3 separate regions of the Mus musculus genome follow, and regions 1 and 3 are each linked to region 2. Evidence: chromatin loops called from intact Hi-C (ENCODE). Cell type or tissue: left cerebral cortex. All regions are shown on one strand. Each heading gives the region's core, and the rest is flanking DNA. Links, peaks and the distances in the headings are about the cores only.

Region 1 (4,382 bases), core at 1,883-4,382, 420 kb after region 2:
GCTTTGGTCTTTCAAGACAGGGTTTCTCTCTGTGACCCTGGCTGTCCTGGAATTCACTTTGTAGACTAGGCTGGTCTTGAACTCAGAAATCTGCCTCCTGGGTGCTGGGATAAACAGCAAGCACCACTATGCCCTGCTTCAATTTAGACTTGTTGTCCCTTCCCTCTTGATGCTGAAAAGGCAGATCCCAGAGGCTTTTCCTGACAACTGTGATATAATTTGTGAGTCAGCCACATTTTGGGACAAATGGCTTGCAAGTATGCACAAGGCCCAGTTTTTTCTTCTTCTTCTTTGTTGTTGGTTTTTTTTTTTTTTTTTTTTTTTGGTTTTTTGACACAGGGTTTCTCTGTATAGCCAAGATGGCCTCGAACTCAGAAATCTGCCTGTCTCTGCCTCCCGAGTGCTGGGATTAAAGGCCTGAGCCACCACTGCCCAGCGCTGCTGCTTCTTCTTCTTTTCTGTCAGCTGTTGAGTTACGACTTTACACAGCATTTTCATAAAACCAGTAGGTGACTTTCTTTAATTATTTTGTTAAAACTCCAGTTTGTTTTCCAGAGATATAAGCTTCTTTGTGCAGCTACCTCCCCCTATGATCCTTAAGACTATCCAGATTTGGGGTTGGTATTTCAATCCAATTTATTAAGTCCTCAGGGAGGAGGAAGGCCACATCTTCCACCATAGACCCTTTGTCATCTTGACAGCTTCTGCTTTCTCCTGTCTCCTCAGCTCTGCCTTGGATTCCCCAGAGAGAGGGATCTGCTGTCTGGTGTGCCCTGAATCTAACACCCAAGAGGAGACTAGAAATCCTTGGTGTGTGTCTTAGGTCTCCTCAGGAAGAGCCAGGGGCAAAGTGATTCTAAGCATCAGGCAAGCACAGCAGGCAGGCTGGAGTAGGGGGAGAACAGACTAAGTTCTTTACCGCAAAGGAGAAAACCACACTGGAGAGGGAAAATAAATAGAATAGCCCAGGGTAGCAGAATCCAGGTCCTCCAGGGCATAGCGACTGTAATAGCAGTGGATGGCTTGGAAGCCTGGCACACTAGTCCTGGGACCATGCCAGATCAGCCACTGAGGAAGAGACGCTTGTAGGCCTTGTTCATCTGTTCCAAGAAGATGAAGGTGAGGACAGTGTGGGGGCCCAGTCGGGCATAGTATGGTGTGAAGCCCTTCCACAGGCTGAAGAAACCCTCATAGCGGACGACTTTCAGCAGCACATCCTAGACAGACAGGCAGGCAAGTGCTGGGGCTAGGCCCTGGTCCTGGTCCAGGCTCTGTCCCCTGTCCCTAGCTCCCTTCGCATCCCTCCCAGGGCACCCCTTCCCCCCCCTCCTCACCAGCCCATTCTTGTATTCTGGCTTCCCATCAATCATCCGCATATTCTGGATCCTGAAAGAGAGTCAGTATGAACATGAAAACCAGAAAGGGGGGCCTCCCCAAGTTCTCCAGTCCCAGGCTGCAGACTCACCTAGTTTTGACGATGTCCACAGGCATGGAAGCAGCAGTGGTAACGAGGCCACTGATCATGCTGGCGCAGAAGTGGCAGAGAATATTGTCAGAGAAGTAGCCTGGGAGGTGAAGCAAAAGGTGGTAGTCAACTCTCAGGTAGCTCAGGCCAGGCTCAAGTTCTCAGCTCTGGGTCTCTCACCTGAGTCCAGCAAGAACTGCTTAGATTGAGAGTAAGAGGCAAGCTGGGCGGCATTGACAACGACAGCTCGAGCCATGGTAGGGATGCAGCCCTGGAGGTGGAGGGTGGAGGCAATGGAGACAGTCAAAAGTGCCAGAGATCTAACCCAGCATGGCCCAAGACTCCAACCCTCGCACTCACCCGCCACAGTGTGGGGACTCCTTCTTCCCTGGCAATCCTAACTAGGGCATTAAACACATTTTTGTAGCCACGGCGCTGGTCAGCTGGAAGCCTGGGGGAAAGGCAGGGAAAGGCCAAGATCAGGACAGACCAGGGTCCATGGAACAAAGAAAGGGAAGCCTGAATAGGTAAGTGCCCTGATGTAGATATAGACTAACAACACCATCCTAGAGTCCAGGAATGGGGCTGGAGTTAAGCTCAGAAACGGAACTCACCGACCATCAGCAGTCATCCTGATGAGAGCCACCTCAGCTGGCGTTCCCACAAATGCACCAGTTGCACCTGCAGTCATGCCAATCAGGGCTTTCAGAAGAAAGCCAGGGGGTGTACCATCAGCCCCAGTCAGGCGCTCAAACAACACAGTATATATTCCAAGGCGAGTAGTGGTGTAGGTGGCCTGGCGCAGTAGACCAGCTGACAGCCTGAAGAGTAGAAATGTCAGCACATCAGGCCAAGGTCTGGACCTGCCAACCAACAACTTCCCTCCCCAACTTGAGGCCACAGTACCCAGTGTAAATGCCCTTCAGGCCTTCTGTCTTCAGGATGCTGGTGAGGGCATGGAAACTGGTTTTGTACTCTCGAGTCTTGGCCCCTTCACCACTCAACTGCATCCGGTTCTTCACCAGGTCCAGGGGCTGCACAAAGACTGTAGCACCCATCCTGAAGTGAGGCAGGAAAGGGAATCAGAGGTCAGTGGTTCCAGCTCTACTGCAACCTGGCAAGAAGTTACAAAGGTCAGGGCCACTAAGGATTCAGGAGGCTGGTGGGCATGTGTGTTAAGTGTGTGCATCAAGGGCAACGTGCCAGCAAAAGAGTCCAGTTGCCCAGTAAGGGGCATGCAAATCAAAAAGCCTCAGGCAGTTCTTTAGGGTTCAAGCAGAATTAGGACTACAGGCGATCTAAAGAAAGGTGGAGAGGGCGTCCCCATCCTAAGACTCCAAGCAGTCCTATAACAAAGCCTTTAATGACCTATACCCACCACCCAAACAGGCACAACGAAGCAAAGGTGGTGGAAACACAGGGTAAAGATCCTTGAATGCAGCACAGTTGGGTCCCTGCAAAGGATGAATAGATCCTGGCAACCCATCAGGGACCCTGCACCGGCTCAATTTACTGCAACACACCCCAAGTTACACTGGGCCCAGGTGCTTGCTCCCGTCCCTTCCTCCTTTTCCCCCATCACTGGGGCCTGAGCTTACCCAGCCAGGCCCCCAAACAGGAACTTGACAGACTTAGGGGAGGTACGGGGTTTCCCGTCCATCCGGCCAGCCCCAGGACTCGCCGTCGCCGCCATCGCCCCTTGATGGCCCTCGGCTTTGGGTCCCGTGCACGTACAGCCCCGCTCGCGCCCAAGGTGACACCAGCGCGCAACAGGGTGAGGGCGCGCGCGCGCACGCCCCTCCGACAGGCAAATCTGGCTCCAGCTGGAAGCTGGGGCGGGCGCAGGCTCGGAGCGCAAAGGCAGCCGGGGAATAAGGCGGGGCTAAGATGCACGATGAAGGGGCGTGGCCGATTTAGGAAGCTACCCTAAATTCCCGCCCCTCCGGAATTGGAATCGCGGGGAAAAAAAAAAAAAAAAAGCTTGTTTGAAAACCTCGCGAGAGCAAGTGAATCAGCCGAGTTCGGGCTATGAGGCCTCTCGCGATATATTTCAGCGGCGAAAGGGGGTGGGGGGGTGGAGGGAGGGTGGTGGCAAGCACTCTCGCGATACTTTGAACGTACCGTGGCGGCCAGACGAAGGAGAGGTTTGTAAACAGGGCAGCTCCAGGATCTCAGGGACTGAGGGAAAAAAACTAGATCGTCTCCTGAGCATCGAAGCTCCCTCCATCTCCGCAGGCTCCTTCTACATGTCAAACATTTCTTTCAACCGGCCTCTCGGGACCGGAAGTCCTCCGTCCTGAGCGTCCAATACTGGAATTGGCCTTTCTTACCGGAAACCCTTTTCCAGGGGCATAGGAAGACAGTCTACCTGGCCGGAAGTCCCACCTCTTTGAGGTTTCTCCTACCCTTCCGGAAGTTTTTTTGTTGTTGTTGTTACCTGTTTGCCTTCGCTCCTATTCTGTCCTATTTCTGTACTAGAGAAAGATACATTGTCTCCCCTACCAGCTCCGCTAAGCTGGTTTGATAGCTCACTCCCTGAATCGGAGTTCCTTCCCCGACGCCCCCATGTAGCTGAGAAGTGGGACCTAGGGGTGGTTGGACCCCTGGGATCCTGAAGGAGAGGCAGAGGAGGGCGCAGGACTCGGCTTCTGCTCCTGCGATCAGAACGCGACCTTCGCAGCTTTACCCCTCCCGCTGCCATGCACCCTGCGGCCTTCCCGCTTCCTGTTGTCGTGGCTACTGTACTGTGGGGAGCAGCCCCTGTCCGAGGGCTGATTCGAGCGGTGAGTCTGAGGGTCGGACGGGGACAGGGTGCTGAGAATGGGGTTCAGACTGAAACACGTAGTGTTCCGTCTGCAGACTTCGGAGCACAATGCCAGCATGGACTTTGCAGACCTTCCAGCTCTGTTTGGGGCCA
Region 2 (7,723 bases), core at 2,563-5,062:
CTTATAACGGAAGGCAGATCGGCACAGCTGGCATTTATAGGGCTTGTCCTCGTCCCCTGGAGCTAAGAGCTCCAGCCCCGATGAGCACCCAGCCACAGCCTCACAGTTCTGGCAGCTGAAAAACTCACTTCCTAAGGGTAGGGAACAATGACAATCTTAGTTATTTACTGAGGACTCCCCCCAGGTACCCATAAATCTACAACAGTACACTAGTAGGGTCTGCTGGCCCTTTTAACCCCTAAATTATTGTGGAGGCTACTGGCGGTCACTTGGCTTGTTCGTGGCCAGTCAGTCAGTAAGATACGACTGATTTAGTAGCATGCTGCTAATTTCAATGGTGCTGACAGTGTGTGGAGTGGGTGGAGCTTTCTGTTTCTTTCCTTTCTTGCCTCCTTCTGGCTTGCCAGAGAGGCCCTGCCAAACTCTGGGCAGATCGTTCAGTCTTGGATTGGGTGGGCCAGAAATTCCCAAACTGTGCTGCTTTTTGGAAGTACATAGAGAGCTTAAAAATATTTATGATTGGTCCTCACCCTCAGACATTCTGACTGCTGGGGTGAACGTTACCCAGAGGGGGTCCAATGCAGTCAAGTTTGGGACTATTCAATAGGTCTATTCTGAGGTCTTTTTGGTCCAAATCGACCTGGATCAGCTACAGGAGAGAAGCCAGAAGAGAAAGCCTCTTACCTGGCGGTGGATTAGCCTGCTTAGAAGCTGGCAGAGAAGTCTCTTGAGCCCGGGGTGTGAAGAGGTAGGAGTTATTTGCTAGAGCTCCACACTTGAATCGTGCAGTGGTAGTAGCTAGAGATAGTCTAGGCAGAAGTTAAGAGCCATAGAAAAGGTTAGGGATTGGGGGTGGGGCACTGGCTCCCCCCGCCCTGCCCCTTTTCTGGAATATACAGACTTCAAGGCCTGTCTTCTGGAAGTGAGCCAATATTGATCATTAAGTCCCACCTTTGGCCTTTGGCCAACTCCCTAAGCTGGGTTAGTATCCCTGAAACCTGGTTCAGAGGGTGCCACAATGGCCTACTCAATGGCTCTGCCTCCTAGAGTGGACCAGACTCTAAAACTCTTGGGAGTTATAGATTCTATACCTGCTTTGGAGACCAGGCGTGGTTCCTTCTTCACTGCTGCTGCTGCTGCTACAGGCTTCATCTCCACTAGGGAGCCTGGCCTGGGGACAAGGTTGACCTGAACTCTCCCCAACCAGGCTTCCTGCTTGTGAGGTCTGAGAATTTAGCACAATAAATTTGTATTTTTTCCAGTTGCAGGCCTTGGGGTCTGGGCTGGCTGGACTTGGGGAACCTTGACTGCAGCTTCGAGACTCAGTAGGTGGGTCTGGGTGTCCTTCTGAGCGCCTGGGACTGCCTGGTGGAGCGACTGTTGGGGGTCTTGGGGGTTCTACCTCCACAGGTCGCAAGGAGATGCCTAGAGGTTCATAGCTAGAAAAAGTAGGATGATCATTAACACCGTCTCCTAGTCGTTGCCTTTGCCCTTATTCCCGGCACTAGTTCTGCTAGGGAGAATACAAATCCATGGTTCCTTTACCTGGCTTGGATGAAACGGTGACACGCCTGGACTACGTGTTCCATCTGCAAATAGGTGGCAGCTGCGAGGACAGCTGGGGCAGTGGCTGGAGAGAGGCGAAGCCTTGAAGTATACATGAAGTCCAGAAGAGGAGCAAAGCCTCTGGCTTCTGGCCCCCCCGGCAGAGAGAGTACATCCACCCCGAGTCCCGCTCGGCCCCGGAAAATTGAATAGAAGAAGCCACTGGAGAGAGGGCAGATGGGTTGGTCATGTTAGGAGCCGGGAGACCAAAGGAGAGTCTTGCCTCCCCACTAGCACTGCTGCCTCAATTTTTGGATGCTCTCCCAAGCTTCCCCCTCCCTTCTTCCTTCCTCCCCCCTTCTTACTCTCCAGTTCTGGGATTGCCGGTGTGGACCATTATTCCCAGCTTCCCTCATGCTTTGGATTACCTCTCAACAGCCATGTTACTCTGTTTTTTCCCCAGTTAGTCCCCAGGTGCCCTACCCCCTCGAACCTGCAAGCGATAAGAACTGCCTTGTGCGCTCTTAGGGGTTGCCCGCCAACCAGCAGCGTGACGTCAGTGAGGATCCCGCGCAGGCGCAGCTCATTCAGATTGCTAAGCACGTCGGAGGAGTGGCGGGTGAACTCTCGGACGTAGCCCAGAGCTCCCTCTGGGGCCGCTGTGGAACCCATAGCGACCTAAGCCTGCGACAGCCACCGAAAAAGTTAGAGGATCTAGGCATTACTAAAACAGATTCCTTTCTTCTCTGATGTTTTCTACCTGGGATACCCCTAGAGCCAACCAACGCCATCAGATAGCGGACTCAGCATCACCACTTAATTCCTCTCGTTCATTCTGCCCTAAACGGTTGCTTCCTTCCTTCCCTTTGCTGGATCGCGGAGATCTTGGAGCAAGTTAGAAACTCTCGTTCCACCGCTTGGAGGGCGAGCGTGAGGAATCCCGCACTCCCGCGCGCCGTGCGTTGGTTCGACTCTAGTTACCTCATCCACTACCTTCCTTTCCTCTGCTCCCCGGGCGCCTGGGTCACAGGTACCAGACTTTACCTGGGGGACCAAATATGATCTGCAGCCCACACCCATCTACGCGACTCCTATCGCTAGACCCAATACTTTCCATCTCTTCTTAGCACAGTTCCTGGGGTTCAGGTCTTATTACTATCAACTAACCCCAAGCCCTCTTTGGAGACTCAGAAATCTGATACCCTCAGGGTTTGGTTCTTACCCCTGTCCCGCAGGGGCTGCGGCTTCTCTTCTCGAGGGGGGCGGGGTCTCTCTCCTCTTTCGGTCTCTGCTCCTTTATTCAGCCGGGATGGCGGGGGCGGGGGTGGAGGTGGGGTGAACCCGTGAGTCTGTATCCTTCCTTCCTCTGAGGCTCTCCAGATGGTGAGCCCGGGGCGGGGTCTCCGTTTCAAACTGTATCTCAGAATCTCGGGGTGGTCGTATCGTGGATGGCTTTGGTTCATTAAATAAGCACCCGAGGATGAGGATATTAGAATTGGGGAGGTTAGTGGTGCGGAGGGTGGTAATATGGGAGGCTTATGTCGTCGAAGGAGCTGGGACAGCGAGTATTGGAGTGTTGGGTTTTGGAGGCGTGTGCCAACAGCCAGTTGAGGGAGAAAGGAAATATCCTAAAACTCCTCTTTCTAATGTATTGGACTCAGGAAGAAAATAGACAGTCCAAGTGGTATCGGGTTTGGGGAGGCATTAGTGGACTCCAGTGGATCTCAGATAGTGGGAGAAGGAGGAGTGATTGACAGGCAAGGTCCAGAAAAGGGGGAGGTGGAGCTCTGACCAGGCGGGGTAAGGAGAGGGCGGATATGATTTCTAGTTCGTTTCCTTCCATTGTCCTGAGACCGGACGGCTCCTGCAGCTGCTTCCCCTCGAGGAGGTGGGGAAAACCCCGGGTGGGGACCGAGAGACGCTCGGGAGACCTAGGCGTCCGGCCTCCTACTCTCGACTCTCTTCTCAACCCTTATAGGGATCCAGAGATACAGACTCCCGCCTAAAGCCCTGACGCTCTCCATCAGTCCTAGCTTACTAGGGCTTCGAGCACCCGCCCGTCGGCTGCGCTTAGAGTCTGGCGGGACGCCGGGGTCCAGCGCGGCAAGTAGGCAAAGCTCGGCAATGTCTGCATCCTTCCACGAGAGGGCGGTCGAGCACCAGCCTCGCTTCGCCCCTAGGTCTCCTGGCTGGTGATGTGCTCAGACCAGTGAGCTGGATGCATTCGGTCCAGGCTACAGGAAACTTTCAGCTGCCTTCTCTTTCTGATAGTTTCCTCTGCACCTCTGTCTCTTTGTGGGGCAGTAGATCGAAGACAGAAGAGTTAGGGTCTCCGCAGGAAATTCAGGCTAGAACTCTTATGGAAGGCTTTGGAATGAACATAGTGGTTAGGATGAGATGGGGTCTTGAGCCTGGGAACACAGTTGTTTTGTTTTCTAATTTGATAGACCCTTCTACCCAGATGTTTGTAGACAGGAATTTTCAATGAACATTAATATGAGCATTGGTCGGAGTAAACAGAGAGGACAGAGGAGAAAGGGCAGGAGGAACCTGGTAGCTAAGTACTTCATTCAGAAGCTAGGCAGGGACCACACCCTTAGATTTTGTTTGGGGAGCCTTGGGATAGAAGGACAAGTTTCCTTTGAAGAAGAGGGGCAGAGCTGAACCCAGGTACAAAGCAGGAGCTCTTTGAGTTTGGGGTTTGGAGCATAGCAGTTGTGCAAGAATGGACCAGCATATCTAGGCCTGAGGCCTCTCCCTTCTGTTCTTGGGGGTGGAGTACATTTTGTTTGTTTTATTGGTTTTGATTTTTTTTTTTTTTAAGCAAACGTAGCAAACAAAACTGCAAACCAACTGGGGGTTGGGGATAGCTAGGGACCCTGGATGACGATGTGGCTTTACTTTGTGAAGATTATTTGGTCTCTATCCAATTTTCATCTCCAAATTTGAGGTGAAAACATTAAGGGCTTTGATGTCAGGACAGAGTTAGCTATTCTGAGTTTTGGGGTGTCACTTGCCATAGAAGTTATTGTAGTCAATAAGGCCTGTTTTTAGTCTCGACAGCTGATAGCAAATTGGAGGTGCGGGGCTGGTTTTAAAGATGTCTTAGTTCGGGGGTTTGGAGGGATTTGATGCTCCCATGTGAGACTGTCCATCTCTAATTTCTGGTCTACTGGGGGAGCATGAGTACGCAACTAATTTGGGGGACATAGTCTCTTTCCAAGTGCTGTTTCAAGGTTTGGATGAGATTGTTTGGGGACATAAAGGTCAACTTGGGGCTTTTTAGAGAGCCCAGTTACATTGAGTTGGTGGCAGAGCCAGAAGCTAGGAGAGGATCTGAAGGCTTTCTGTAGCTGAGAGCTTGATTGATGGGGGGGCAAAGTTTTGTATTTGAATCTTGTGGAAACTCATTTTGAGGGTTGGATATTCCTGTGAACATGTTTATGTGTGAAACTCCTCCACAGGAGAGAATTGAGAAGCCCCCCCAGGGTAGAAGGATAGTTTGGGGGGTATCCAGTTTCTGGGTGTTTTGCCACTGGCCACATTTGGTGAAGCTGAGAGGTGGGTCATAAATTGAAATTGATTTGGAGGTTCACCTATTCTAAAGCACACTTCTGACTTAGGTTATCTTTTGCTGATAGTCCCCTGGCACCCCAGATTGTAAAAAAAATTAGTGAACCCCCAAATAAGGCCAGAATTTGAAGGGTGAAGCCTGGAAAAAGCAGTGTGGTCCATCATAGACTCACTGGAATATGACCTGTTGTGCTAAGGGGGGAAAGGTGGCTTCATACTCTGAACCCCGATTTCTTATGGAAGAAAAAATCCGTTTGGAGGAGATGGGGTGTCTCTTGTTAAAGTGGGTACTTTCTGACTAACAGTGCTGCTGAAACTGGCAAGGAAAGGCTGTGATGGTCTACAAGGGGGGGGTGAATCTTGCACCCTGATATTTTAAGATAAGAGCCCCAAAGAGAAAGCAGACAGAGGATTGGGAATGAGGGTGAACTGAGAGGCGGGGGAGGGGTTTCCAACGGCAGCAGGGGCTAGAGGGTAAGCCAGGCCAGATATTCCCGCCTAGGTCCCTGCTCTCTTCGGCTCTCCTCCCCTCTCTCCCTCCCACCGCCCACCCCCCCAACTCAAGGAAAAAAAAACTGCCTGTGCAATAGCAATGGCAGATTCCAGTCCTCCAGGCTTTCCTAAACCACCACCGAGACCAGCCAGGGGGGAGGGGAGGGGAGGGGAGGATCGGGCTTTCCTGCTTCCTTGAGACAGGGGCAATGAGCTTGACCTCTTGGCCCCTAGCCTTCTAAAGAGTGTCCCCCGGTCTGGAAACCAGGTGTCCTGGACCCTAGCCCCCAAGCGGGGGGGCCTGGAGAAACGGGGAGGAGGAAGGAGGGAGTGACTTCCAAAATTGGCATCGGGACAGAGCAGGGCTGGCGGGAGGCAGGAGAAAGACAGAATTTTCCTGAAAAAACGGGGGTATCTAAGGACCCCAAATTTGGGTAGCTAGTTCAGGACCATCTTCCCAACATCCTAGATTTTTTTGGGATTTTTTGGGGGCCCCGGGATCCCTCTAGATGGGGTGAGGAATGTAGTGTTGGGGGAATCTGACTGGGGCAATGCAGCTGCCTCTCCCGCCGAGTTGGAGACGGATGGGCTGGGACGGGTTTTGGGGGGGTGTCCCCAGTTCTGACTGGGAGTGGAGGAACCCCTCCAGAGCTCTCTTGTGGGGGTCCCCCACCCCAGGGCACTCCCCAGTCCTTGAGCCAGCTGAGAGGAAGGAGGCCAGCGATGCGACTGGGGCGTCTCTTTTCTCCTGCACCCCAAATGTGAGGGATGCACCCCAAAATTTGCTCCTTTCAAAATAGGGGACCAGGATCTCAGGGGAGAGTAGCTGAGGTAAGTGGGGAGGAAAGTGTCCCCTGTTTTCAGGAGAGACGTGGCGGTTGGGGGGGAGGTTTGGAGGTGCGTGCTGGGGTGGGGTTGCGCCTTGTAACTCTTGAAATTGGGGGGATGACCAGAGAAGCTTTCTCTTGTACCCCTAAGACGTAGCACCTCATACTGAAACCAAAGCTTGAGACTTGAGAGCCCCCAATATTCCTACAGACATTAGGACAGTGTTTGCTTTTTTTTTTTTTTAGCCCCACAAAAGCTTTGCTGGGATGGGAGCTGGGGGACAGCAGTTGTTTCTGGGGGTCCAGGAGGGTGCAAGGAGCAGGAGGCGTTGGCAGGGCTTGATATAGGTGATCTGGTAGTCTTGGAGAGGGTCTGGCATACTAGGGGGGCCTAAAAAGATTGCTTCACACACCATCTTAAATCTTTTGATTGCTAAGAGTTTTGGGGGGGTGTGTCGGAAGCCTGGTGGTGCTAAAAGGTGGGATGAGATATGGGAGGTTAATATCTAGGGTTTACAGAGTTTTGTTTTGTTTTGAAATTTCCAGAAGAAACTTTTGCCTTCTGGGAGGTTCTTTTTAAAATCAAGTCTTGGACAGGAGGAAAGGGCTATGGGAAGGCCTAGGGTTGGGGGTGGGGAAAAGGCATGTTTGTCTTTGCTTAAACGTGGCTCTCAGGGGTGGGCCTGCTTGCCTGGGCCTGGTGAATGGGCTAATGAGTGTTGCTGTGTGGGTGGGGCGTGGGTCTTGGGGGACCATGGGGAATGGAAGCAGCACTTGGGGTTGAATACTTTGCCCTCTGGTCCAGATGAGCCTCTTCCTGGGCTCTGCTGCATCCCTTTCTCCCTGGCCTCCATTTCCTGCCTTTGGCCTCCATCTTGTGGCAGGCCCAGGGCCCAGGGCGACTTCCGGCCCCCCTCTCTCAACCGTGTTCCAGCCCCACCACCTCTGGACTGCCAACTCCCAACCCTGCTGTCCTTGGCCCTGTGTCTTCCAGCATTTCTCTTGGGTTCTGACCTAGGGAGGGAGGAATGGACACAGGAAACCTTAGGTCCCTGCCTTTGTGGGAGGCAGTTTGTTGGTCTTCCCCAGTCATCCCGTTTCCTAAGGATCCCCAGAGCTGAATTCCTACAGAGGTGAAGAATGCTCCAAGCTTATCACATTGGACTCATCTGCCAGGGCCCTATCCTTTGCCTGCTAAACTACTTTTGCTGGTTCCTGATTGTTCCCCCCCCCCAGCTTTTTTGGGGGGCCATGTTTGCCATTCACACCTCTGTCTCACTCTAGGT
Region 3 (4,382 bases), core at 1,883-4,382, 420 kb after region 2:
TCCCACCTCCTTTGGATCCCTAGCCCCTGCTCCCCTGGTCTTCCCTGGGCCCTCCACAGATCCCTCACCTCCTTCATCTGCTGCCCTGGCCTGACACCCCCATACTTGGTACCTCTGGTGACCGTCCTATTTGCACAAACTCTTTTTCCAGTCTAATAAGCTGAGGGTGAGGGATAGGGGACATTCTACCCCAGGTTCATGAACCCAGCCTCATCCTTTTGAGGGGGCTAGAAGCCATAGGGACATGGTTTTCATTTCTTGGATTAATAAAATTGGTTTTTTTTTGTGGATGAAAAAAAAAGGTTAAGATCATCTTTACACAGGTGAAATTCTGGAAAAATAATCACCTCATAGGATGAACTTGTCGGGGAGAGCCCTAGCTGCATTTGCTATGACTCAGGGAGGGGAGCCCCACCTACACAGGATGACTCAAGTGGCCCTGCCTCACCCGCAGGCTTGGACCCATTCTCTGGTCTGGATGGCTATGTTCCATTACATACTAATTCAACTGGACCTGAAAATGGAAATACCACTATAGAGGGGCCTAGGTCACATGACTAAGTACACAGAAGAATGCCTACTTAGTTTAGTCCTTGGGGCTTAGAAAAGGAAATAAGACTGGAAATAAGAGTTCATTCTGGACACAGCCAAGAAGCAGGTACCTAATTGAGGTGGGTCACTGTGCTTGTCTCCCAACTAATGCCAAGTGCAAACCAACACAGGTCCTTGTTAGTAGAATCTTTTTTTATTCAGAAAAAAAAAAAAAAAAAAAAGACCAAAAAACAAAAAATGAAACCCAAAAACAAAAATTTTCCAAACACACACAGGAGGGGGTATGGGTAGGGGGAGGTGTCTGTCCATCCAGCCCCAGCCCCCAGCCCATGTGGTTTTGGCAGCAATAAGGGAAATGGGGTAATGGCCCAAAAAATAATGGTATGTGTGTGTATGGAAAGAAGGGGGTGCAAAAGCCAAAGGGAACGGTGGGGGGAAGGGACAGATGAGGTCAGTACTGGGAACGCCGCAGGTGAGAGGCCATTTCATAACATTTCTTGTTGATCAAACCACCGTGGACACCTTCTTTGCCCATCAGCAGGACTAGCGCTGGAGGAAAGAAAAAGGAAGCTAGGACCCAGGTGTCACAATTCAACCCTGCCAGCTGTTCAGCAGCTGTCTGGCCCCGGGGGTTGTAACCTAACCTCAGCCCTCCTAACCAGCCCTCCCCCCCTTATACACAGGCAGGCTGTCAGTCATCCTAAAACAATAGAGCTTTTCAAAGAAGGAAAAAAAAAAAAGAGCTTTAAGAGTAGTAAAGAAAAAGGCAAAATTTAGAGGTCCTAAACTTCCAGGCTGTAGGTGGCTAGGAACGGCTGTGATGCGCTTCCTACCTCTCAAGTCTTTACAGAACTGGAGATTAGAGCCAAATGCTGACTTAAGATCCCAACTGCCCTAAGCAAACTAATCTCAAAAAAGCTCAAAGCAAGAAGGGACTTAAGAGGTAATATAAGTTTTAGTTTCTTTACAAGCTGGGGAGCCAGAGTCAGAACCCAAAGGACCATCCACGGTTCCCATAACCAGCAGAGTAAATACTGTTATGCAGCCTTGACACTGAGGACACATAAAGTGACTAACAAAAGGATTTCAAAGCTAGAGAATCAGTCAAACTCACTCTTGGCAGTCATGGTGACAGTGACATTGAAGGTGGGGGCTCCTCCGGTGCTCTTGGTACGAAGATCCATTGTAAATTCCCCGTCTTGCAGCAGTGAGTCCCGGATCACAGAACATTTCTGGCCCCCAAGTGTCAGCCCATTGACGAAAAAACTTGACCGGTCTTTGCCTACCAGGACACCAACCTCAGCTGGCTAAAAGAATTAATCACCTCATTAAGTTAGTGCACCTGCATAACTTGTCCTCTTATGTACTGTGGAGCTGGAGTTGAGGGTGCTTCATCCACACCACCAAAAGTTGGGGGGAAAACCCAGTACTGTGGGTATTGCAGAGACCGATCATGGTCCTAAAGTCTGGTAAATGGGTCAAGGAGGAAAAAGTATTCCTCTGAAGTCTTAGATGTTCATGCTTAATAGGGAAAGCAAATGCTGGGTACCAGAAATCGATCAATGATCGAGGGGGAGCCTTTGGATGCTCAGAACAGCCCTTCAGGAAAAGCAGAAGCAAAGAGGGGAAGGGAGGGGGTAGGAAGGGAGGAGAAGTAACTTTGTCCTTATTTGGTCAAAGGTTCTGCAGGCGTTGTTAGGAGCCCGGACGCCTGGGTCTCCGGGTAACCTGGAGTTTGGGTCCAGGTAGCTATGCCCCAAGATAAGGAAGCTGACCCCGGGGGCTCTCTAATTAAGTTCAAAAAGTTTATTAGGGCAGGAGACTAGTCTGTGTGTGAGTCTAGACATCCCAGAGAACCTTTCTCCTTCTCCCCCTTAAACCCCCAAACCCCTATATCCGGTACCCTCCCGCCCGGAAATCCCCTCCCCCCATTCGAACTTCCGCTCCCCCTCCCCACTTCCGGGCAGTGTGGTCAGGGAAGGTGGTGGTAGGGACAGCAGCAACCTTATTCCTTCACTTTTACCGTCTCAGAACTTCTCACAAAGTTCCCCTACGCCGGGCCCGGGCGGATGGCGGGAAGGGAGGGCGAGGGGACTTCCGGAATCGGCCTCCCAGGAATGTTGAGGCTAACGTGCCGACTTGGGGGGTGTGTGTGTGTGTGGCGGCCTCGCCCTCTCTAACGGAGCTGGGAGGGGCAGGGTGGCTACCGAGGTCCGGCCCGGGCCCAAGGCCACGCGCCTGGCGCTCCCATCAGCGTCAGGGGGAACAATGGTGGAGGGAGAGCGAGCATTCGGCCCGAAGGGGAGTCCAGGCTCCGGAGCCCCTTATCAATCATAATCCCGGGCTAAAACTGCAGCGCGTGCCCGCCCCGCCCTGGAGGAGGCGGAAGTGGGCCGCCGCACCGGCCGCCGCGCCCCTCCCCGCCCTGGGCCCCGGATGTAACGCCCGGTCGCAGAAAGCGGGGCGGCGGGCGAGATGGGCGCCGCCGCCGAGGGGCGTAGAGCCCGGGGAACCACAGAGGGAGCCAGTCTCACGCAGCCGCCATTCGCCCCGCCGATGGGAGAGGACCGGATCACGGCCTCCCGCTGCCCTCGCTCGCCTGCGCCCGCCCCCACCCCAGTCCCCCAGAGGGTCTAAGGCCGGTCACTGCTCGGGACCGCACGAGCCTCGCAGTACCGTAATGCTAACGAAGGTCTTCCCGGGGACGGCGGCCCAGACGGAGGGCGAGTCCTTGTAGCCTACGATGGCCGCGTCCTGACAGGTCCCGTCCGCCATAAGGCTGTCGATGTAGGCGTTCCACCCGGCCATGGCGCTGCTGCTGGGGCTGCTCTGCGGGCTGTTGCTGGGATCGCGGGCTCGGGCTCGGGCTGGCGGGCGGGGGAAGGCAGAGAGCTCGGGGCACGCGCTGCCGTCCGGAACGCGGCTCTGTTAGCTGTGCAGCAGCCCTCGCACCGCCACTTCCTGCTCCTCCCCCCCCCCTCTAGATTTTTATTTGCAAAGGGCGGCGGGGCGGGGCCTGCGCCCCATTCCCTCCCTCCATCCTCCCCCCCCCCCCGCCGGGCCAGATAGCGAACTTTTGCAAATGCAATTTTTAAAAAACCCTCCCCCCACTTTGCAAAATTTGCCGAGTTCGATGGAAAGCCACGCCAAAGGCTATATAGAGTGGTGGTGGCAGGAGAGGTTAAGGTTAGGGCTCGCTCCGATTCATCCTGAATACCACTTGGCTATAGAAGGAGGAAGCCAGAGGAAGCAGGGAAAGAAAAAGAAAAAAAAAAAAAAAAGAAAATTAGTAAGGTTGAGCAAGTTGAAGTGGGTTCGGGGAACCCAGGGTTAAACCGAATCATTCCTCCACCCCCCAACCCCCACCTCCGCGGGAGGGAAGGAACGGCGGGCGGCGGCGCGTGCGCCCGCGCCTGCGCCGGGGCAGTGAGAAGCCAGCGCGTGGGGCGGTTGGGGCTAGCGGCTTGGCTGCGTGAGCGCGCGCCTGGCGGGACACATTTGGACCATCCGAGGAGGGAAGACGCGTCCCCAGCAGTCGGGACGGGCAGACGCCCCGGGTTGGGCCCTGCTGCCTTCTCCACATTTATCTAAACGATAAGGGAGCAAAAGTGAAATCGATATAATACTCTAGTCATTTTCAGTACTAAAGGTCTCTCCAACCAGGGCACCTGTCCCAACCGTCTGCCATGTACAGCGCACACGTTGGGTTCATTCGAGCGCGTCCCTAGATTCCCGAGGAATCATTCCCTTCGCTGGATCCGCTCCAGCTCAGCCTCGCCCCATGCCTGAACCCTGTCTACAGAGGTCACTGAATAGGGGCGCCACCCGGG

Evidence for each region. Peaks named below come from ENCODE experiments on the same cell type or tissue, not always from the same donor. Only the 100,000 strongest peaks of a DNase experiment are listed, where the experiment ranks them.
Region 1: a loop joins it to region 2, with 2.3 times the contacts of the local background. A loop is called at or near these places in 3 of 42 quality-filtered maps.
Region 3: it touches region 2 in a loop (2.3-fold over the local background); 3 of 42 quality-filtered maps call a loop at or near these places.

Annotation. Positions count from the first base shown.
Region 1 is chr11:70,643,705-70,648,086 of GRCm38, forward strand. Slc25a11 (solute carrier family 25 (mitochondrial carrier oxoglutarate carrier), member 11) reads right to left here and starts at 3,335. Exons shown (of 8, transcript NM_024211.3): 1 at 3,064-3,335; 2 at 2,372-2,524; 3 at 2,080-2,286; 4 at 1,826-1,916; 5 at 1,646-1,736; 6 at 1,466-1,565; 7 at 1,335-1,386; 8 at 315-1,217. The coding sequence starts at 3,158. The coding sequence ends at 1,062. Rnf167 (ring finger protein 167) reads left to right here and starts at 3,531. Exons shown (of 9, transcript NM_027445.3): 1 at 3,531-4,248; 2 at 4,325-4,382. The coding sequence starts at 4,165. It overlaps Gp1ba (glycoprotein 1b, alpha polypeptide), which reads left to right. Exons shown (of 2, transcript NM_010326.3): 2 at 1-282. In left cerebral cortex, for the core only: no CTCF peak of the experiment used is centred there; DNase peaks (open chromatin) are centred at 3,376, 3,746 and 4,183; H3K4me3 peaks cover 2,247 bases; H3K27ac peaks cover 1,686 bases.
Region 2 is chr11:70,226,943-70,234,665 of GRCm38, forward strand. It overlaps Bcl6b (B cell CLL/lymphoma 6, member B), which reads right to left and starts at 2,856. Exons shown (of 9, transcript NM_007528.3): 1 at 2,768-2,856; 2 at 2,039-2,229; 3 at 1,546-1,767; 4 at 1,092-1,439; 5 at 685-809; 6 at 1-131. The coding sequence starts at 2,217. In left cerebral cortex, for the core only: a CTCF peak has its summit at 3,676 (motif pointing right); a DNase peak (open chromatin) is centred at 3,688; H3K4me3 peaks cover 556 bases; H3K27ac peaks cover 1,439 bases.
Region 3 is chr11:70,651,121-70,655,502 of GRCm38, forward strand. It overlaps Pfn1 (profilin 1), which reads right to left and starts at 3,530. Exons shown (of 3, transcript NM_011072.4): 1 at 3,229-3,530; 2 at 1,667-1,859; 3 at 727-1,101. The coding sequence starts at 3,360. The coding sequence ends at 1,004. It overlaps Rnf167 (ring finger protein 167), which reads left to right. Exons shown (of 9, transcript NM_027445.3): 9 at 1-301. The coding sequence ends at 94. It also overlaps a transcript of Eno3 not described here. In left cerebral cortex, for the core only: no CTCF peak of the experiment used is centred there; DNase peaks (open chromatin) are centred at 3,012, 3,486 and 3,998; H3K4me3 peaks cover 2,500 bases; H3K27ac peaks cover 1,786 bases.